Regions from separate parts of the Homo sapiens genome. Here region 2 is linked to region 1. A link is an interaction called in ENCODE POLR2A ChIA-PET data of the cell type or tissue named here. Cell type or tissue: B cell. All regions are shown on one strand. Links, peaks and the distances in the headings refer to the core of each region. The heading gives the core; the rest is flanking DNA.

Evidence for each region. ChIA-PET counts read pairs that join two places held together with the same protein. Peaks named below come from ENCODE experiments on the same cell type or tissue, not always from the same donor. Only the 100,000 strongest peaks of a DNase experiment are listed, where the experiment ranks them.
Region 2: POLR2A ChIA-PET joins it to region 1 with 11 read pairs; 2 of 35 experiments call an interaction of 5 or more read pairs at or near these places.

The regions. Positions count from the first base shown.
Region 1 is chr16:11,683,773-11,695,029 of GRCh38, forward strand. TXNDC11 (thioredoxin domain containing 11) reads right to left here. Exons shown (of 12, transcript NM_015914.7): 8 at 7,518-8,310; 9 at 4,531-4,673; 10 at 4,085-4,194; 11 at 393-473. Among named protein-coding and RNA genes, the nearest start is that of SNN, 21 kb to the left of the region's middle. In B cell, for the core only: no CTCF peak of the experiment used is centred there; DNase peaks (open chromatin) are centred at 5,539 and 6,449; H3K4me3 peaks cover 1,466 bases; H3K27ac peaks cover 4,530 bases.
Region 2 is chr16:11,453,759-11,465,015 of GRCh38, forward strand. LOC400499 (putative uncharacterized protein LOC400499) reads right to left here. Exons shown (of 67, transcript NM_001370704.1): 24 at 8,359-8,545; 25 at 7,206-7,361; 26 at 6,719-6,852; 27 at 6,138-6,296; 28 at 3,101-3,281. Among named protein-coding and RNA genes, the nearest start is that of RMI2, 110 kb to the left of the region's middle. RefSeq lists enhancers at 2,721-3,240, 3,241-3,758, 4,751-4,890. In B cell, for the core only: no CTCF peak of the experiment used is centred there; no DNase peak of the experiment used is centred there.

The sequences.
Region 1 (11,257 bases), core at 2,034-10,033:
GCAGAGCCTCGCTCTGTCACCCAGGTTGGAGTGCAGTGGTGTGATCTTGGCTCACTGCAACCTCCGCATCCCAGGTTCAAGAGATTCTCGTGCCTCAGCCTCAGAGTAGCTGGGATTACAAGCATATGTCACCATGCCTGGCTAATTTTTGTATTTTTTGTACTGATGGGGTTTCACCATGTCGGCCAGGCTGGTCTCAACCTCTTGAGCTCAAGCAATCTGCCTGCCTCAGCCTCCCAAAGTGCTGGGATTACAGGCATGAGCCACCACGCCTGGTTCCTAAGGGAACATTTTTTGAACATAATGAATGATTTACATCTTAAACCCATTTCATTTTCAGACCTCCACAAAAGAATCCCAACTGCCCACCAGTGACAAAAATTTGGCATTACCTGTTGCAGGGAAAAAACAAGACAGTAGGAAGACGATCGACCATAAATTCCCAAGGAAGGTCATTCTGAGACACGTCAATCCTGGTAAAGGGAAAGAACAGAAATGGCAGATGATCAGCCCAAGAAACACCAACTTGAAAGAACCTTCTCAGATAACTTCAAGAACCTGGTGCATTTTTTACACCCCACATTGGGCTAGTCCCTTCTCGATGAATGTACTACCAGGTGTGAGCTGGGCGCTGATACTTCCAAGACATACAACATTCTACTACGTGGACGCTTTCCACTGAGTGGCAATGTGATGTCCTGAAAGTAAAAATGAACTTGCAGAAAATGCCGCACTGACACCTGAGGAGTCATTCACTCCTCACCTGACAGGATCTAGCCAAGTATTTTAATCCCTGAATAGCTCTGGGAAAAGAAAGGAAATCATTGAGCAAAATACATCAAGCCCCTCTGAAGATGGAAAATTATACCCTCTTTATGTTGTAAATCTGGATAGAGACCAAAAACAGCCTATTTTCTTAGCAGATTTGACATTAATTTTCTAATACAGAAAATGACATCTGTACTAACTCACCCAGCCTGTGCTCAATCACTGTGGGAGCTAACCGCAACTGCTCTAGAGGCCTGCCCCGGGCAGCTGGCACAGAGCTGGGCACACAGCTGGGCGCCCACACTCGGGCTAAGCAGACATGGAGCCACAACAGCATCCTTTATGGAAGGGGCTGCATCCTCCTTGCGGAGGGGCTATTCAGCTACTATTCATAAACAGTGCACACAAAAGATGAACATGTTTTCAATCTTTACCTTGACAGAAGTTTTTAGAAAGCATAACTGGGGGGAGTGAGGGTGCGGTAAGTGTCATGTATGTGTCCAAAAGGATGAAATTTGCTTTTCAAAAAATGGCACAACCAGGCTGAGCACAGGGGCTCACGCCTGTAAATCCAACACTTTGGGAGGCCGAGGTGGGTGGACTGTTTGAGCCCAGGAGTTCGAGACTAGCCTGGGCAACATGGGGAAACCCTGTCTCTACAAAAAATTGGCCGGGTATTCTGGCACATGCCTGTAGTCCCAGCTACTTGGGAAGGTGGGAGAATCACCTGAACCTGGGAGGTTGGGGCTGCAGTGAGCTGTGATTGCACCACTGCATTCCAGCCTGGGCAACAGAGTGAGACCCTGTCTCAAAAAAACAACAACGCCGGGCGTGGTGGCTCACGTCTGTAATCCCAGCACTTTAGGAGGCCGAGGCAGGCAGATCACGAGGTCAGGTGATCGAGACCATCCTGGCTAACGCGGTGAAACGCCACCCGTCTCTACTAAAAATACAAAAAATTAGCTGGGCATAATGGCGGGCGCCTGTAGTCCCAGCTACTCGGGAGGCTGAGGCAGGAGAATGGCGTGAACCCGGGAGGCGGAGCTTATAGTGAGCTGAGATTGCACCTCTGCACTCCAGCCTGGGCAACAGAGCAAGACTCCATCTCAAAAAAAAAAACAAAAACAAAAAACAACAACAGCAACAAAAGGCATAACCAAATGAAAACCATTTACCAAAAGTTTACTAACAAAACAGCACTCCTGCCTCACCTGTGCCAGCCTACCTAAAACATTAGTGTTCCTTTCTAAACAAGTGGGAGTGAACACTATATTCCATAATTAAATGCTTTTTCTCACTTGATTCTTACTTCAAAGAAAGCAAACTATAAAATTAAAACATTGTAAAAATCCACTCAGAATTCCATTGGGCTAAATAAGGCCCCCCTTTCTTATGCAGGCTGCAGGCTTGGTCTATATGCTTACTTTTTTTTTTCTGAGACACAGTCTTGCTCTGTCGCCCAGGCTGGAATGCAGTGGTGCAATCTCAGCTCCCTGTAACCTCCGGCTGCTGGATTCAAGTGATTCTCCTGCCTCAGCCTCCTGAGTAGTTGGGACTACAGGCACGTGCCGCCACACTTGGCTAATTTTTTATTTTTAGTAGAGACAGGTTTTCACTATGTTGGCCAGGCTGGTCTCGAACTCCTGGCCTCAGGTGATCCGCCCACCTCGGCCTCCCAACATGCTGGGATTACAGGCATGAGCCACTGCACCTCGCCTATATCCTTACATATTTTTAAGAAGAGTTGTCATATATTTCATACTCTGTTCTTTTCCATTAACTGTATGAAAAGCACTGTTGAAGGATAAAAATTCCATTAAATGCCCAGCCATAATTTACTTAAACATTCATCTCCTGGTGGATGTAAACAATGCTATAATGATGAGCTCATGCTTCTTCGGAATTCCTATTCCATTACTTCTCCAAAGTAAAATTAACTGGGTCAAAAATGTGTTAACTGTTTTTGTTGATTTCTTGTAAATGTTGCCAAAATGCTTTCCAAAAGAGTTATGGCAATGTACTCATTCCATTAGATACATCTGACTGCAGTTTCCATTTTATTTTATCAACACAAGATTCTGTCACTTAAAACCACTGATTACTTTAATATGTTAAATGATACTTTGTTACTGTTTTAATTTACATTTATTAGGTTATAATTTCCCCACTTGTTTATTTACTCTCTCCTCTTAAAAGAAAAACCTGCTCACATCCTTTGTTCAGAATGGAATCGGTCTCAGCCATCTTCTAAACCATTTTAATTTCCGGGGAGGCTGGAGTATGAATGCCTGATTTAATCCTGGCCCCTCATTTGCAGCTTGAAACTCTGGGCAACTTGTCGAATCTTTCTATGTCTCAGTTTCCTCCTCAACACAAATAGCACTTTCTTTTTTTAACTAGAGTGCCTTCACTAAGCGTCGCAAGGACTCAGTCAGGTAATATGTATATCAAAAACTCTCCCAACATAGTAACTCCTCAGATTTGATTCTAATTATTACTTACAGTGCATATAACAGGTGACACAGAGACACTGGAAAATATATTAATGGTCCCCCTTTTTGTCTGCTTTCCCTGTTTTCACTGCACGTATTTCTAGTGGAATCTGTCCATTTTTCTCTCTTTATTTTTCCAACTGCTTCCACTTTGGAAAGTTTCCATCTCCCAGAGGAATCAGCAAATCCTATTTTTTGTTTTGATTTTTTTATATTTAACTCTTATCTATCTGTAGGGTTTTGGGGGAGGTGGGGGGTTAAATGTGAACAGTTTTCCTCACCCAAAACTGCTTACTACCCCATCTAAAGACTCTGTATTTGAGCCTTCTTTTCCCAAAAAATATTTTTAAAAATTTTGTTTACTCAAAAGCGCACATACAGTACCCATGGAATCACAATACCAGAATGTGGATATCTATTGGTCTTTCCTTTTAATTTCACAAATGAGATAAACCAGGGCTGGTGGAGAGATCTGCTTGGGATCCCAGGACCCACTGGCATTGCCTGGGGCAACTGTCCCATGGTATTCCACGGGGCCATCCTGGCAACCAGGTCAGTGCTCTCCCCACAGAACTGCACTCAGCCACCTACGAATCTAGTCAGGGCTAAACATCAACATCATGGAAGGAACACTCAGAATTCATGAGGAAAAGTTCAGTTTCAAAGAGGCTTTGCTCATGGCTTCAACCTGACAATTAAATTCAGCCAAGTCCTACCAAAGGTTAATGGAAAATGGGCAGACCCTCACACACCATATGGCTAAGCTGCAAATAAGAGTGAAAATGGGCATACAGCCCAAAGCGCTGCAGAAGAGGCCTGCTTACCTTGCCACAGTGAATGTGTCCATGGGCAGGTTCCGAGCTAGCTGGATGAAGATGTGATTGAGGGATGGACAGAAGCCGCACCACGGAGCGTAATAGAGCAGGAGAACGTCCTGTGGGAAAGGGAAGACAGATGTTACTTGCACCGGGAAATGGGCTCTTCTTCATTTCTTTCCTCATTGCTTAGAATCCAGCAAGCACCCGAAAAATGCTACCTATGCAAATATTACAGTGAAAATTTTCATCTTTAGGTCTTTCCAATACTGTGCTTTCTGGAGCACTTTTCTGAAATTTAAAAACCACATGTAATTCATTCACGGTCCATAATTGGGCCATCACGTGGTTACTCTTCTATACATCAAAAACAGCTGCTCACCCCAACAACTGTAGTTTGGAAATTATTTTAAGAGGGACAGATGGCTTAACTTTTGCCTCTCATGACTCCATACCTGTTTTTGAAGGACTACTTCCCAAAAGGTATCAGTTGTCACTTCAGTGATTAAATGCTGAGACGGGAACTGGGCAGAGCCACTTCCAATGAGATGCCTTTTCAAGGGACTATAGAGAACGCTGAAGTTTTGAATAAAAGACTCTAAAAATAAAGAGAAAATGAGATCAACTCTCCTCTAGATACAAAGAGAATAGCTGGCCTACTTTTAAACTCCACATTTTAAAAACTCAAATGACTTCATAGGCTCACATTTTTAACATTTCACCTATCAGCAAAACCCCAAACAAAGCTGCCCGGGTGGCATCAGGTTTAGCTCTGGTAGTATTAACTCAGCAGACAGTAATGTGGATAACAAAACACTATGCAATGTTAGATGCTCTAATATTCATAGACTATTCTTTTTTTAAAAGGACTGGTCCACAAATAGACACCAAGTGAGACTGTATAAATCATCAACAAGCCACCATCTTTTCAAGAAATTTCACCCTATAATACTAAGACCTTTAAGCTTAACCACAAATGTGACAACTGCACAAGCTACAGTAGTGTGGAATGTGTTTAAATGCTCATTAATTTGAGGACAAGGAGCTACAGTTTTTTGTTTCCTTTATTAAGGTTCTTTAAGTTTCTTTTTTTAAAGGTTAAGAAAAAATTATATGTAGTGGAAAAATACATAAAACCCATAATAATCAAAAACCTGATTTGAACCAACAGTTTTACCACAAATTCTGCCATCTTCAGAGTCCTTTGCTTCATCTGAAACAATACTAATTTGAATTTCACTTTTTTTTTTTTTTTTAAAGAGACAGGGTCTCACTCTGTTGCCCAGGCTGGAGTACAGTGCTGCAATCATAGCTCACTGTAGCCTTAAACTCCTGGGCTCAAGCGATCCTCCTACCTCAGCCTCCAGAGTAGCTGGGACTACAGGCGTCCACCATTGCACTCAGCTAAAGTTTCAGTTCTTTTTCTTTCTTCTAACTCCCTCCATTTTGAGGTGCAATGGGCAATGCAGCGTGCAGAATGGAAGAGGAAGTGAAGAATGTCATGTGAATACTAAAGAGAATTCATGATCAGCATCTGAGAAACACTTAGTTGGCTATGTTTTTGAAACATGAAACCAAGAATTATTTCCTAATCTGAATAAAGCCTAAATTCTGAAACTAGCCTAGAGACAGCTGATTTATGAGTTAAGTCTCTAAACCAACAATGACACACAGTAGGTGTTTTTTACAAGCTCCCTAAGAATTCTGTCACTAACTGCAGGACAAAGAACAGCTAGGCTAAACATTTCAGAGAAGATACAGAAGATGGAAAGAAATCTAAAGAAGGCTTCTTTCAATTACCCTTAAATTCAAAGTGAACACATTATGAGGTCATTAAACACTTGAGCATTACTGAATGGAATTCAGGAAAATCTAATACAGACTACCTCAAAAATACATGCTTGTAGGAACACTGACCCCATTTCTCTGGAGTCTCTTTCCCATTTAAAAAAAAAATGCTTGTTTCATTTTAAGAAAGCTCAACACATCAAAATGACTTTAGATAACATGAATTGGGAGTAATCTATAATATCGACAGATTTATGCCCTTCAAAAAGTGACTGGTCACAGGGTTCTTTTACACAGTGAGGAACTCTTGGATTTATAATATGTAACTTGATATAGAAAAATCAATATTTACATAAAGCCTTTTCACAAATGTGTCTAATGTAAGAAACAAGCTTCACCTAGATTTGAAAGAGGATGGCTAAAAAGACTCATATGTAGAAGCTCTGAGTCTACTGTTGAGTTCATACTTTAAAACTTGAAATGAAAGGTTTCCTTCCCTACCAAATTCCTCCTTTCTCCATTCGGCATACACTGACCCTCCCTCCCGTTTCCAATGAGGCTGAACTAACGTGGCTTTTGAATTCTCACTTCATTGTGTGTAGTCAAGGGCATCAGCAAATTCCTGGGAACAGGCCAGGGTGGGTCAGCCCAATGTTGCTGCCAAGTCCCAGGGGCAAGCTCTGGGTGCTTTCTCATCATGGAGCCTTACTCCTCAAAAAGTGGGTTTTGCTGGTTTGCGACTGACACTTATTTATTTGCACTTTACACTTGTTACAGTGTAGGTACCCCAGGTCCCAGCAATATTACTCAGTACATTATGAAACAGCAGCAGAACAAATTAGGTCTGGTGGCCTTGATCCTTAGACATTTAAGCCTATGAGACAAAAAGGGAGGCAAGGCGGCTCTACTTCCTTCTTCACTGCTCTCTTTTTTTGGAGACGGAGTCTTGCTCTGTCGCCCAGGCTGGAGTGCAGGGGCGCGATCTCTGCTCACTGCAAGCTCTGCCTCCCAGGTTCACGACATTCTCCTGCCTCAGCCTCCCGAGTAGCTGGGACTACAGGCGCCCGCCAACGCGCCCGGCTAATTTTTTTTTTTTTTGTATTTTTAGTAGAGACGGGGTTTCACCACATTAGCCAGGATAGTCTCGATCTCCTGACCTCGTGATCCACCCGCCTCGGCCTCCCAAAGTGCTGGGATTACAGGCGTGAGCCACTGCGCCCGGCCACTGCTTTCTCTTTAAGCTCCTTTAGAACAAAGCTGCTGTCAAGGCTCACTTTCATCAGCCCCTAGGACATCCCACCAGAATAGCTCTCCACCTCCCTGCCTGTTCTAGTCCCCAAGTCCCCACTGCCTGCAGCTGGTTCTACCTTAGACATGTGACAGAAATCGCCAATTTAGAAAGTGGGACTCTTACCCCCACCATGGGCTAAATGACAAACTTATCCAAAATTCAGAGTGAGGAAGTTTCTGTTCCATTTAATAGACAAAATTAGCTTCTTTGAAAATTATGACTGATGGTGGTCTAAAGACTTAAAATGAGCTACGAAGGTGACATCACCCCACAACTAAATGTAATGAGAGCCATCAATAAAATTTACCCATATGAAGTCAAGCAAAATGTACAATGCTTGGGGAAATAAACTGCCTGCAGTACCTAGGGTGAGCTTCATCAGTGCTTGCTTTGGATCCAAGATGTAATGAGATTCTTCTTTCACGTCAACAATTGCCGCAAATTCTTTCACCTGAGTGGAGCTCGGAGCACCCAGTCTCTCTGCATATAACCAAAACAAATTTGAATCCAAAAGGTAGATGTTGAGAGTCTTGTTGGTTCTGCAGCTCAGGCCTGTGAAGTTTGTGCTAGTCATGTCCACTTCTGGAAAGAGATACCTGTTCTCCTCAATGTGAGGAACGGAGCTTGGGGCATCAACCTCACATTTCTTCTCAAGGGAAGAAAATGCAACAGTAGGGGCTTCAAAGACACCTTGTTCAGAGTCGATGAAGCCTGACACACCCCTGCTTATGGTCCTGCAACATGCAGTGTAGTAGCTGAAGGGGCTATAGGAAGTTAAAAAATTGCTGCATTCTATGCTGTCTGATGCCACATGATAAAAGGTCTGCTCCTTGAGGTAGAAAGAATCCAGAGCTGCTGCCATTTCAAAAAAGCTGCACTGTGGCACGCTGACCGAGCTCGGCTTCATGCCCCCGGAGGTCTGGTTGACACAGAGTTCACAGACGTTGTGGGTCCTGGAGAAGGAGTGCCACTGGGGCAGCACCACAGTGTTGCAGCAGGGGGACGCTGTGATCGTTGGCGGGTCTGGCAGCTGTGCCGGCACTTCCAGGGCCAGGGACTCCAGCACTGGAGCATCCACCCGCCGCAGGTGCTGAAGGAGACGCTCCACCACCTGGTCCCCATGACAGTTGTTGTACTCCAAGGCCACTTCGGTGATCTGAAATACAGGGCAGAGTTGGTGAAGGGCTTGGGGATGACTGAGGGACTAGCACCCCGTTAGCCACGTTTCACTTTCTGTAATTTCAGTTATCCATGGTCAACTCCGGTTCAAAAATACTAAATGGAAAATTCCAGAAATAAACAAGTCGTAAGTTTTAAACTACATGTCGCTCTGAGTAGTGTGATGAAATTTTTGCCATTACAAAAACTGCGAGCCATCCCTTTGTCCAGCGTGTCCATGCTGTGGATGCTGCCAGCCTGTTACTTAGTAGCCAACGCAGTTATCAGATCAACTGTCTCAGTATCACAGTGCTTGTCTTCAAGTAACCCTTTATTTATTAGAAGGGCCCCCAAAGTGTAAGGATAGTGATGCTGGCAATTCAGATATGCCAAAGAGAAGCCAAAAATGCTTCCTTTAAGTGAAACGGCAAAAGTCTCAATAAGGAAAAAAAAAGAGGTAAGGATGTTAAGATCTTCGGTAAGAACGAATCTTCTACCCATGAAATTGTGAAGAAAAGTGAAATTCGTGTGTAGTATATACAGGGTTCAGTACCATCTGTGGTTTCAGGCATTCATTGGGGGTCTTGGAACGTATCACCAAGAATACGCAGCAGGGTAGATGAGAGTGCAGGGGGAGATGGTTACTATATTTTTAAAAATACAACCCCAGGCATGGCACTCCTGGGCCAAATGGTACGCTGCCCATGAGATAAAACCTCCACACAATCTGGCCCGTTTGGCTTTCCAGTCTCACCCTACCCTCTTCAGAACAGACCAGGCCCTCCTGCAATGCCACACCTTTACGGAGTCCTGGCTGGGGACACCGGCTCCTCCATCTGTTCCCAAGGCCCAGCACCAGGGCAGCTGCTTCAGGGAAGCTAGTCCTACTCCCACTCCAGGAAGAGCTAGTTTTTGCACCTCCAGTGTCCCTGAGACCCCTTCTACAGTCTCACAAGCTTCTGCTGAGACATCCCTCTTCCCCACAAACTTACAGAACCTCACAGGCAGAAGCCACATTGGATTTATCCTGCCATCCCCGGGGCCTAGCACAGGGCCAGGCACATAACAAATGCTCAGTAAACCCCTGATGAATGAGTGGCAGCTCAGGGTAATGCACACAATCCTCTGTCTTGGTGAGATTTGCCACTTTACCGTCAAGCCAGTATTGGCAATTTGAATTTATATTTTATTCTAAGATTCTTCCATTTCCAAAAAGAATATTTCGTTACCCACCTCCCATTCTGGTTTCCTGAGAAAGACATGTAAGTTATAATCCAAAGGCATTTACTCTCTAAAACAGAAGAGTCTGTCAACTTGAATCAAATCTCACCACAGTTAGTTACAGGGTGCTGTCACTCAGGATTTTGTTTCGCTGTGTGTGTGTGTGTGTCTGTGTGTCTGCATGTGTAAAACAATTCAATGAGTGTAATTTCCAATTTAAAAACACAAGTTTTATAAAAATAAAAATAAAAAAGTTTTATAACGTAATATTTATAGTTAATTCAAAACATACATATTTGTACACAAAAATAAATTGTTTCAATAGTTCTCGGCATAAAAAAAGTCACTTTATAACCCACCAGAAAACTACTGGGTCAAGAAAAGAAGTCACTTTAGATGATAGGCCAGTGCTTGAAATTTTATTTCCCCTGCACAAAAACATCTCAGTGGTTTTTGGATGAGGCTCTGACAGCATGCAGTACTAACAAGGTCAAGCCTATATAATCCGTGAAGAGCCCAGATGCCCTCTGGCCCCATCCTGGTACTGTTTTAGATTCAAAGACGCAGTAATAGACAACTACTCCCACCCACTCCCGCAAAAACCTCCATAAGACTTCACGATTTACTGTAATCTTTTACAGAAGTCCAAGTAGGAGATCATTAATTATATTATAGAGAAGAAAATTCCTTGAAAAATCTTTCTTCATCTCTTTTAGCTTCAGTATCTCATAAACAAAGCAGCCACGTAAAGAATATTTTTAATTGAAGAAAGTATTCTGTCTACAGCAATGCTTTTTTTTTTTTTTTTTTTTTTTTTTTTTGAGACAGAGTTTCACTCTTGTTGCCCAGGCCGGAGTACAATGGCATGATCTCAGCTCACTGCAACCTCCCACTTCCAGGTTCAAGCAATTCTCCTGCCTTAGCCTCCCAGGTAGCTGGGATTACAGGCATGCATCACGACACCCAGCCAATTTTTTCTATTTTTATTTCGCCTGGTTAATTTTTTGCATTTTTAGGAGAGACGAGATTTCACCATGTTGGCCAGGCTGGTCTCGAACTCCTGACCTCAGGTGATCCACCTGCCTCGGCCTCCCAGGGCTGTAATCCCACTGGGATTGTAAGCATGAGCCACCGCGCCCGACCAGCAATGCTTTTTTTTGAGACGGAGTTTTGCTCCAGTTGCACAGGCTAGAGGGCAGTGGCACCATCTTGACTCACTGCAACCTCTGCCTCCCAGGTTCAAGCGTTTCTCCTGCCTCAGCCTCCCAAGTAGCTGAGACTACAGGCGCACACCACCATGCCTGGCTAATTTTTATATTTTTAGTAGAGACGAGGTTTCACTATGTTGGCCAGGCTGGTCTTGAATTCCTGATCTCAGGTGATGTGATCCACCCTCCTCAGCCTCCCAAAGTGCTGGGATTACAGGCGTGAGCCACTGCGCCCAGCCAGCAATGCTCTTAAAGAGTTAGGCATTATCATTTTTCTCCTATGAAGGGGAATTTATGTTTCTATTCCTTTTACCTAACAGGCAGTTTTGAAAACACAACTCATGTCACATTCTGTGTATCACTTGATGTCATTTATTTCATGTGAATAATTAAGGAAATCTTGGCAAATAACTGTTCGCACAGTAGATGTTTCCTTCTATTTTCTTTAATCAGGGAAATCTGTGAGCCTGAACATGCTAACCACGCCTTTGCTTACCAGATTCAGACGATGTGAAT
Region 2 (11,257 bases), core at 1,474-9,473, 230 kb before region 1:
GGAGTTTGAGACCTGCCTGGGCAACATACTGAGACCCCATTCTCCAAAAAAAAGAAAAAGAAAAAAAGAAAAACGAGTTTGAAAAGAGAAACAGAGAAAACATTAGAAGCTCAGTTTTCTGAGGACCAACATCTAACCAATAGGAATTTCAGAACAAAGAAAGGAAATTATCAAAGAAACTGTAAGAGAAAATTACACAGACCAAAATGACATGTTTCCAAATTGAAACACCCTATGCTAAGGACCCAGTACAATGGAAGAACATAGATCCATACCAAGGTACCTCATAATGAGATTTACCACCAACAGGACTAAGACGAGCTCCTAAAAGCTTCTAAGACAGTGAGAAAAGGGTCACATACAAAAGATGATAAATCAGAAGAAGCATCAGATCTCCCAATTAATTCAAAACAATGGAGCAATGCCTTCAAAATCCCAAGAGAAAATTATTTCCAACCTAAAATTCTCCACTCAAACTGTCCCAGTAGAATGAAGACATTTTCAACATTTAGGGTCTCAAAATGTTTGTATTCTGTGATGGGTTAACTTGTGTTCCCCCAAAAGATTAATTGAAGTCTTAATCCCCAATCCCTCCCAATGCGACCTTAACTGAAAATGGGGTCATTGCAGATATCATTAAGTCAAGATGAGGTCATACGAGAATAGGACATGCCCTTAACCCAATAGAACTGATGTCTCTATTAGAAAAGAAAAATCTGGACACAGACACACACACACAGGGAGAATGCCACATGACAAAAGAGGCAGAGATTAGAGAGGATGCGGCTGTAAGCCAAGGAACACCAAGCTTCAACATCCATCACCAAATGCTTGGAAAAGGCAAGGGAGGGTTGTCCCCAGAGCCTTAGAGAGAACATGGCCCTGGTGGCTCCTTGACTCAAACTTACAGCCTTCAGAACTGTGAAAGAACAAATTTCTGTTGCTTTAAGCTGCCCAATTCAGTAATTAGTTACAGAACCCTTGGAAATGAATACACCTCCAATGTATGCTTTCTTTGGAAGCTACTGAAAGATGTACTCCATCAGAACAAAGGAATAAACCAAGAGATATGACACAGGTTTAAGAAAAAGGGATTGTGACCCAGAGGAGAAGTAAAAGGAATTCCCAGGTTGATGGAAAAGGGAGGCTGCAGAACCACAGCTGTGCAACTGGTCGTCTTTGGAGCAGGACTCAGGCTCCAGGAAGAGGGTCCCCAAGAAAAATAACAAAACTAATTGAAGTCAATGAACAATCTGATGTGTCTGACCACCTGGAAAAAAGTTTTGCAATGCTGCTGAAAATTCTGTAATTAGTAGACAAAAATTATAGAAAACTAATCAAATAGAAAAATAAAGGCAATTACAAAACTCCAGAAAAAAACAATAGGTCACCATGATAGGACACCATATATCTCAGCTATGTAAGACATTTATAGTTATAATTGGGTAAGCATCAGATGTTAACAAAAGGTAACTCTTTTAAGAAAATGGAAGAGAATATGTATTTGAAAGGGGCACCAATCTAAGAGTTAAATTCTTATCTTCTCTAGTAAGAAACCTATGGAGAAGGCCTAAAGCTGAAAAATCAAGAAATAACAGCATGATTATATTATTTTTAAATATGGAGAATATAAACAGAAAAAATGGCTAAAAGAATTTAGCGTGCTTACTGTTTTAAGCAAGACTTGGGGTAGGGGCCAGGCACAGTGGCTCACACCTGTAATACCAGCACTTTGGGAGGCCAAAGAAGGTGGATCACTTGAGCTCAGGAGTTCAAGACCAGCCTGGCCAACAGAGTGAAACCCCGTCTCTACTAAAAATAGAAAAATTTGCCAGGTGTGGTGGCACACACCTGTAATTCCAGCTACTTGGGAGGCTGAGGCACGAGAAGAGCTTGAGTCTTGGATGCAGAGGTTGCAGTGAGCCGAGATCGTGCCACTGCACTCCAGCCTGGGTGACAGAGTAAGACTCCGTCTCAAAAAAGAAAAAAAAAAAAAAAGAAAAAGAGAAACAAACAAACAACATAGGCAGATGTGACAAAGAGGATGTATAAACTTTAATCAACTTTTATAAACTTTAATCTTTTAGATTAAACTTTATAAACTTTAATCAACTTTTAGAAAACGTAGTTCAGGTCTACACAAGAGCAGAGAGCATAATACAATGAGCCCCCATGGGACCCAGCTTCGACAATGAGCAACTCACAGCCGAATTCACTTTTAAACAAGGTATCGCTTCGATAAAAATAAAAACTGAAAAAATGGAAAAAAAAATTCGTGGATAAAATTTTTTTTTTTTTTTCCTGAGGTGGAGTTTCACTCTTGTTGCCCAGGCTGGAGTGCAGTGGTGTGATCTCTGCTCACCGAAACCTCCGCCTCCTGGGTTCAAGCGATCCTCCTGCCTCAGCCTCCCGAGTAGCTGGCATTACAGGTGCCTGCCACCACACATGGCTAATTTTTGTATTTTTAGCAGAGATGGGGTTTCACCATGTTGGCCAGGCTGATCTTGAACTCCTGACCTCAAGTAATCCGCCCCCACACCCAGCCTCCTAAAGTACTAGGATTACAGGCGTGAGCCACCATTCCCAGCCGGTGGATTCATTTTTTAAAAGTGACAGACAGTGTTTTCGAGACACAAAGATCTGCAAATGCAAAGGCCCTGGAGTGTGTCTGGGGAACAAAAAGAGGCCTCTGAGCCTGCAGGATAACGAGCAAGGGGGAGAGTGGGGTGGGACAAGGCTGGAGAAGGAGGAAGGGCCTGACACTTGACTGGCAAAGGTAAGAAGTTACGATGTAATTATAAGCATCACGGCACTCATTAAAGATAAGGTTTTCGTTTGTTTGTTTTTAAAATTAAGACAGGTTCCTACTATGGTGCCCAGGCTGATCTCAGACTCCTGGCCTCGAGAAGTCCTCCCGCCTTGGCCTCCCACAGTGCTGGGATTACAGGCGTGAGCCACTGTGCCTGGCCCAGTTTGAGTCTTGAGTTAGCCTAGCCAACAAAAGGAAAAGGTGTTCCAGGAAGGAGGCATAGCTTGAGCAAAGGCCTGGAGATCAGAAACCTGAGCTGCTAGCCAAGGAGGCCCCACAGCCAACACTCACCTTCCCACTTCCACAGGGTGGCCCGAGATGTGTCCTTCCACTGCCCGCCTGCCACAAACAGCGGCCGCCCATTGTACTGCACCTTCAGGTGACTGCTGCTCTCCACATAGGGCAGGCGGAGGCTCAAGTGGTAAAGCTGCACGCGGCAATCCACCTGCCTCTCAGGCACCTGCAGCACAAACTGGAGAATGCCCACCCCCCCAAGATGCCAATGGGATCATGCCACCCCTGGCGTAGAATGTGCCCGGGAAGTTGAGGCAGCAGCGAGCCAAGATTGCACTACTGCACTCCACACGGGCAACGGGAGTGGAACGCAGTCCAAAAAAACAAAAAACAAGGAGCGTTGGTAAGGATGTGGAGAAATCTGAATTCTCATACGCTGATGGTGGGAATGTGAAATAGTGCAGCTACTGTGGAAAACAGTGTGGCAGTTTTTCAAAAAATTAAAGATCGGGCCGGGCACGGTGGCTCACGCCTGTAATCCCAGCACTTTGGGAGGCCGAGGCGGGTGGATCACGAGGTCAGGAGATCAAGACCATCCCAGCTAACACGGTGAAACCCCGTCTTTACTAAAAATACAAAAAATTAGCCGGGCATGGTGGTGGGCGCCTGTAGTCCCAGCTACCTGGGAGGCTGAGGCAGGAGAATGGTGTGAATTCAGGAGGCAGAGCTTGCAGTGAGCCGAGATCGCACCACTGCACTCCAGCCTGGGCACAGGGCCAGACTCCATCTCAAAAAAAAAAAAAAAAAAATTAAAGATCGAATTACCATACGCCCCAGAAATAACACTTCCAGGTATACATACAAAAGAATTGAAAGCAATAGAAAGAATCGAAAGCATCAGATATTTGCACACTCACGTTCATAACAGCATTTATTCACAATAGCCAAAAAATGGAAGCAACCCACATGTCCATCAACAGATGAACGGATAAACAAAATGCTGTCTATACAGACAATGGAGTATTCGGCCTTAAAAAGGAAGGAAATTTGACACATGCTACGATATGGATGAACCTTGAGGACATGCTAAGTAAAATAAGCCAGTCAAAAAAAGGACAGGACAGGCACGGTGGCTCACACCTGTAATCCCAGCACTATGGGAGGCCGAGGCAGGTGGATCACCTGGGTTCAGGAGTTCGAGACCAGCCTGGCCAACATGGTAAAACCCCTGTCTCTACGAAAAATACAAAAAATTAGCCAGGGCTGGGCGTGGTGGCTCACGCCAGTAATCCCAACACTTTGGGAGGCCAAGGCAGGCGGATCACCCGAGGTCAGGAGTTTAAGACCAGCCTGGCCAACATGGCAAAGCCCCATCTCTACTAAAAAATACAAAAATTAGCCGGGCGTGGTCGTGGGCGCCTGTAATCCCAGGTACTCAGGAGGCTGAGGCAGGGAGAATTGCTTGAACCCAGAGGCAGAAGTTGTAGTAAGCCAAGGTCGTGCCACTGCACTCCAGCCTGGGCAACAGGCTGAGACTCCATCTCAAAAAAAAAATTAGCCGTGTGTGGTGGCAGGTGACTGTAATCCCAGCTACTTGGGAGGCTGAGGCAGGAGAATCGCTTGAACCTGGGAGGCGGAGGTTGCAGTGAGCCAAGATTGCACCATTGTACTCCAGTGTGGGCAACAAAAGCGAAACTCTGTCTCAAAAAAAAAAAAAAAGACAAACGGTATGATTCCACGGCTCTGTGTTAGCTAGAGTAGTCAAAAATCCGAAACAGAAAGTAGAATGGTGCTTTCCAGGGACTGGGAGAAGGAGAGAATGGGGAGTCAGCATTTCCTGGTTATAGACTTGCAGTTTTGCAAGTTCTGGAGATAAGTAGTGGTGATGGTTGCACAAGAATGTAAATGCATGTAATGCCACCAAACTCCAAAATGGTTAAAATAGTAAATATGGCCGGGTGTGGTGGCTCATGCCTGTAACCCAGCACTTTGGGAGGCTGAGGTGAGCGGATCACCTGAGGTCAGGAGTTCAAGACCAGCCTGGCCAACATGGAGAAATCCCGTCTCTACTAAAAATACAAAAAAATTAGCCAGACGTGGTGGCAGGCACCTGTAATCCCAACTACTCAGGAGGCTGAGGCTGGAGAATTGCATGAACCCAGGAGGCGGAGGTTGCAGTGAGCCAAGATCATACCATTGCACTCCAGCCTGGGCGACAGAGCGAGACTCCATCTCCAAAAAAATAAAAAATAAAATAAATAAATAAATAAATAAAAAACAGTAAATTTTACATGATGTATACTTAGCCACAATTAAAATTAAAAGTTAATATTTAAAAGATCATTTGCAGGACTGGATGTGAAAAGGGAAAAAATATCCTAAACCAATTTTTTTTTTTTTTTTTTTTTTTTTTGAAAAGGAGTCTCGCTGTTTCGCCCAGGCCAGACTGCAGTGGTGCGATCTCGGCTCACTGCAAGCTCCGCCTCTGGGGTTCAAGCCATTCTCCTGCCTCAGCCTCCCGAGTAGCTGGGGCTACAGGCACCTGCCCCCGCGCCCAGCTAATTTTTTGTATTTTTAGTAGAGACGGTGTTTCGCCGTGTTAGCCAGGATGGTCTCGATCTCCTGATCTCGTGATCCGCCCGCCTCGGCCTCCCAAAGTGCTGGGATTACAGGCATGAGCCACTGCGCCCGGCCCCTAAACAAATTTTTAAATAAACATACAAGGTTAAATGTGTGCTGTGTAAGAACCACCACCTGTTCAGCTGCTGAGCACACCATCAGTCCTAACTCAGCAAAAGAACCCACCCTCTGGGAAAGACTAAAAGCGAACCGCTCTTTCAAAAATGCATTTTTACAGGTGGAAATCTATGTTTCCCAAGCCCTCCTGCCAGTCCTTGGCACTCTGACAAGTGTTTCTCACCCCTGGGGACATGGGGTCATGGGGCTGGAGATGCAAAAGGGAAAGTCACCAAGGCTAAGTTTCAGCTGCTTGCATCCTTGTAGCCAGGGCCAGAGGGCCATGTGGGGGTTCCCCAGCTCCTACCGTCCATGCTGGACTCATGGGGCACGGCTCTGCCGCAGTGGCCAGGCTCACCTCCATGAAGTGATTGCTCAGGGCGGGCCCCGAGTCATTCTTGAAGGTCTGGCTGACACGGAGATGCCTCTTGTTGCTGTTCTTGTCCCAGTGCTTCCCGTAGCTCACCTCCAGCTGTGAGTGCAGGTGGCCCGAGTCCTCCTCATGCCAGAGCTGGACCTGGGACACACATGGGTGGTGAACTGCCCATGGAGGCCCTGCCCACCCAGTCCCTGGGCCTCCTCATAGCCACCCACTCCAGGGATATCAGCCTGGTTTTCAGAAGAGACGGTTCTGTAGAAAGCACTATTTTTTTTTAATTTATTACTTATTTATTTTAGAGACAAGATCTCACTCTCCCACCCAGACTGGAGTACAGTGGCGCCATCTTTGCTCACTGCAACCTCCGCCTCCTGGGCTGAAGCGTTCCTGGATGAACAGACATAAGACTGAGACTGAAGTTCCAGCCCCGGATCCATTCCCATATGGCTATGTGATTGTGAGCAAGTCCATCTCTTTGGGGATGAGTTCAGGGTACTCAGATCACCACTTGCCTGACTCTAGTGCTCTCTCCGGATGTCGCACCTGGCCTGGGAACCCACCTTGTGGCTGAAGGCTAGGATCTGTGTGCAGTGGAGCTCGTGGCGCAGCTCCAGCCTGTAGGCACCGTCTGAGCCACTGTCTGCCCGCAGCTTCTGGCTGGTGCTGCACTCGTGTGCCGCCTGCTTTGCCTGACCTGTGTGGATCAACCCAGAGACCCCTGCCCTCCTCTGCCAGGCAGCCCTCCACCAGGGCTCCAAGAGAAGGAGGGCCCGGCCCAGCCTGGCCTCAGCCACACCCCCCATGCTTTGCTCCACCTGTCACTCCATTAGAACCTGTCGATGGGGAGGTGTTAAGAGATGGGTGAATGTCTCCTCAACAGACACACTTTTTAATGGGCAGGTATTCAGTCCTACTCAGAGCCAACAGAATGACTAATGGAAAACCCCGTGGTGACAGCGTATCTCAGCTCACGGAGCCACAGCCCTAGGAAACAGGGCAGGCCCTGCCACCTCCACCTGCCCCGCAACCAGGCACGCAGTGCCTTACCCAGGAGGCTGTACTGGATCCTCAGGGAGTTGGTCCAGAGCTGGCCCCGTTGCTGCAGCAGGCCAAGGGCACGAAGCCCCACCAGCCCTGGCACAAACAGCTCGGCACCCAGGGCGGCCACCCTCCGTCCATTCTCCTCCTTCCTCTCCAGCAGTGCTGCAGGGACAGAGAGCAGGCAGATGAGAGGGTCAGCCCCCAGGGACCAGCACCCCCATCCCCAGGCAAAGAAGGGACTCAGGTATCACCGAGGGGCCTTGGGGTTGGGGGCTCCTTGAAGAGCCAACATGTGCACCCTGCACAACAGGCCACAGACAGGCCTGATCACAGCTCACTGTAGCCTTGACCTCCCAGGCTCAATCGATCTTCCCACCTTAGCCTCCCGAGTAGCTGGAACTACAGACGTGTGCCACCACACTTGGCTAATTTTTGTATTTTTTGTAGAAGCAGGGATCTCACTATGTTGCCCAGGCTGGTCTTAAACTCCTGGGCTCAAGTAATCCTCCTGCGTTAGCTTCCCGAAGTGCTGGGATTTCAGGCGTGAGACACTGTGCCTGGCCCAAAAATAAAGTAGAATAAAACAAAATCGAACAGGACAGAAGAGAAAAGAAAGAATAGCCCATCATGGGTTGTTGGGTAAATTTCACCTTCTGAAGCTTCTGAGACACAGAAGGTCAGCCAGAACGCACAGGTGAAACTGGGCCAGCTGTTATGACTCCCAGACACCCACATCGGGGGGTCCACAGCCACTGCTCCAAGTACCCCCAGCCCCAGCTCCTGTCCTTACCTTGGAATCTTCCGGAACACCCATGAGCGGCACACCCAGGCGCCACTACCCCAGCTCCAGCACCAGGGCCAGCACCTGCTCACTCTGTGTGTGTTTTAAATGCCCAGTGTATTTTAGGTCAAAATGTTACAAGTGTTTCTTATCGTGGGTCAGAATAAAAACAGTCCAAAAGTTGCTATTTTAAGGTTTGTGGGTGCAGTTGGAGGTTGGGGGAGGTTCTGGGGGCTCACATGGAGCTTGGATCTGCCCTTGGATGGGATGTTGATATTAAGAGAAGCTGCAGTGATGAGGACCATAAGGAGGCACTTGGGCCACCACACCCTAACCTGGCCACAGAGCAGAGGGGACAGAAGGGGTCTCATCTCCTACCTGTCACGTTGGCCTGGTCACTCAGCAGATGGCTCAGCGATGCGGAGAAGGCCAGCTTGCTGCCCACCTGCCGTGTGAGGTTCCCGGTGAAGACGACGGGGCTGCCCCCCGTCACCAGTTTCACCTCCAGCTGCGCCTGGAACCGCTCAGCCTCGCCACCCATGGCTGGCTGCAGGTCACTCCAGCCCTGAAACGGCCTCAGTGTCACCTGGGAGGACAGGCTTGGCCAGCAGGCCCAGCCCTTACCACACGAACTGGGACCAGACAGGGCAGGAGACAACATCGCTAACAACCTTCTACACCGATCCTTACCCAATTTTTCTTTTTCCTTGAGACAGAGTCTCACTTTGTCTCCCAAGCTGGAGTGCAGTGGTGGAATCCTGGCTCGCTGCAACCTCCACCTCCTGGGTTCAAGTGATTCTCCTGCCTCAGCCTCCCTGGGATTACAGTCACGTGCCACCACACCCGGCTAATTTTTTTATTTTTAGTAGAGATGGAGTTTCACTATGTTGGCTAGGCTGGTCTCAAGGTCCTGAGCACAAGTGATCCACCCGCCCTGGCCTTCCAAAGTGTTAGGATTACAGGCATGAACTACTGTGCCCAGCCCTTCCCCAATTTTTTAAACTCTGGATTTCTCAAAATTAGAAACCTGTGTTACAAACTCAGACATAAATGTAAGGGACTCCTCTTCTCTCCTTGACATCCCCCTCATTCAGTCCATCAGGAACTTGAGTCAACTGTCCCTATGGAACGCGTCTAGAATCAACCACTTCTGCCACCTCCGCTGCCTCACCAGCTGGAGCCCCGGTCATCGGCCTGTCTCACTGCAACATCCTCCTGGCTCTCCCGGCTCCCATCCCGCTGGTGGCAACTAATCTCCACACGGCAACCAGACACGTCGAATGATGGCACACTAGCCTTTCTTACAGTACAACCCAAAGTCCTTGTGAAGGCCAGCGAGGCCAGAACTTTCTCTGCTGGTCAGTGGTGCAGACCTGGCCATGGGAAGACACTGGCAGATGGGCCACGGGGACAGCTCACTACACACTCCACGGCCCCGCAAAGAAGATTCTCTGGAAAAGTCATGAGCAACTACAAATATCATCTTTGATGGCCCCGCCAACCTGTAGGCTCCCCACCCCCACGCCCCCCTGATGGCCACCAGCTGGTCAGTTTACCCAAAAGACGCCAAAACAAGACTCACTATTACCACACTGCCACTACTTAATGCTCTCTGTCCCCGATCCCCACAGATGTGTGTGCGGATGTGTGTGTATGAATGTGTGTGGATGTGTGTACAGATGTATCTGTACATGGATGTGTGTGTATACAGGGGTGTGTGTATACAGACGTGTATGTACACAGACATGTGGGTGCATACAGATGTATGAATGTGTGTATACATGGATGTGTCTGTATGTAGACATGTATGGACGTGTGTGTGAACGTATGTATACGGATGTGTAAAGAGGTGTATATATATGGATGCATGTATATGAATGTATGCATACAGATATGTCTACACGTGGATTGTGTGAATATGGATGTGTATGGATGTGTGTGTACGGACATGTGAACAGATATGTATATATGGATGTGTGTGTGGATATATGTACAGATATGTATATATATGGATGTGTGTATATATGAACGTATATACAGATGTGTCTACATATGGATGTTTGTGTGTATGAATATGTGTGTATGGACGTGTGTTTATGGACATGTATGTGTGTAAAGAGATGCATATATACGGATGCGTGCATATGAATGTGTACAGATATGTCCACATGTGGACTGTGTGAATATGGATGTATATGGACGTGTGTACACCACGGACATGTGAAAAGATATGTATATATGTGGATGTGTGTATATGAATGTGCATACAGATATGCATTTGGATGTGTGTGAATATGGATGTGTATGGACTCTGTACAGACATGTGTACAGATATGTGTGTATATACGAATGTATGTACAGCTGTATCTACATGTGGATGTTCGTGTATGTAAATATGGACGTGTGTATGATGTGTATGTGTATGGACATGTGTATGTCATATGTGTATGGATGTATGTGTGTGCACACACGAATATACAGACACACCCTTCTCCTTCCCTTTTTACAGAAACAGATGCTCGCTCTCCACTCTGCTCCCAGCTTTTCCTGCTGGCAGGCACATTCGAGCGATGGCTTTCTCCAGTCTGTATCAGAGGCTGTGCAGTGCTCGTCAGAGCTTCCTCAAGGTGCACATGAACAGGGTGAACACAGAATTTCTCACCCAAACCGGAACACTTTGCAGTTAAAGAGAACACTAGTTGTAAATGTGTCACGTCACCAGGCGTAAACTGGGGCTCTCCAGGCAACCCACGACCCAACCCCTGCACACTAGCAGGAGGGGGCACTGAACAGAACATTCTTCCCTAAACCAACCTTAAATCCCATTAGCTTTGAGACAAGTTGAACATAAGCTCTGGGACTTCGTATTCATGAGCTCATCTGCCTCAGTTTCTTCATCTTGTATTGGGTTACAGAGGACTTGAAGGGGGGACCTCCTGTCTGCTGAAACAGGCTCCAGAAAGTTCCGGAGTTCCGGCTGTTACTGTAATTGTGATGAGTCTGGGGCAGACGGAACTAGAATTTCTCCAAAGGCAAACATTTCCAGGCTGCAGGCAGCTCTATAGGGACCAGCAGGAAGATCCACGGGGAGGTAGAGGCAATCCGTGCTTGCACATTTAGCAAACAACTAGAAGTTCAAGGGCCCCTGGGAATTCTGAAAATGAGGCATAAGTCTCAGCCATCAGGCAGGTGGAGCTTTAGGAGGAAGACAGCTCTCCCCTGACATAGGTCTTCCCCCACCCAGGCTGACGGCAGAGCTGGAAGAGGAGAATGTATT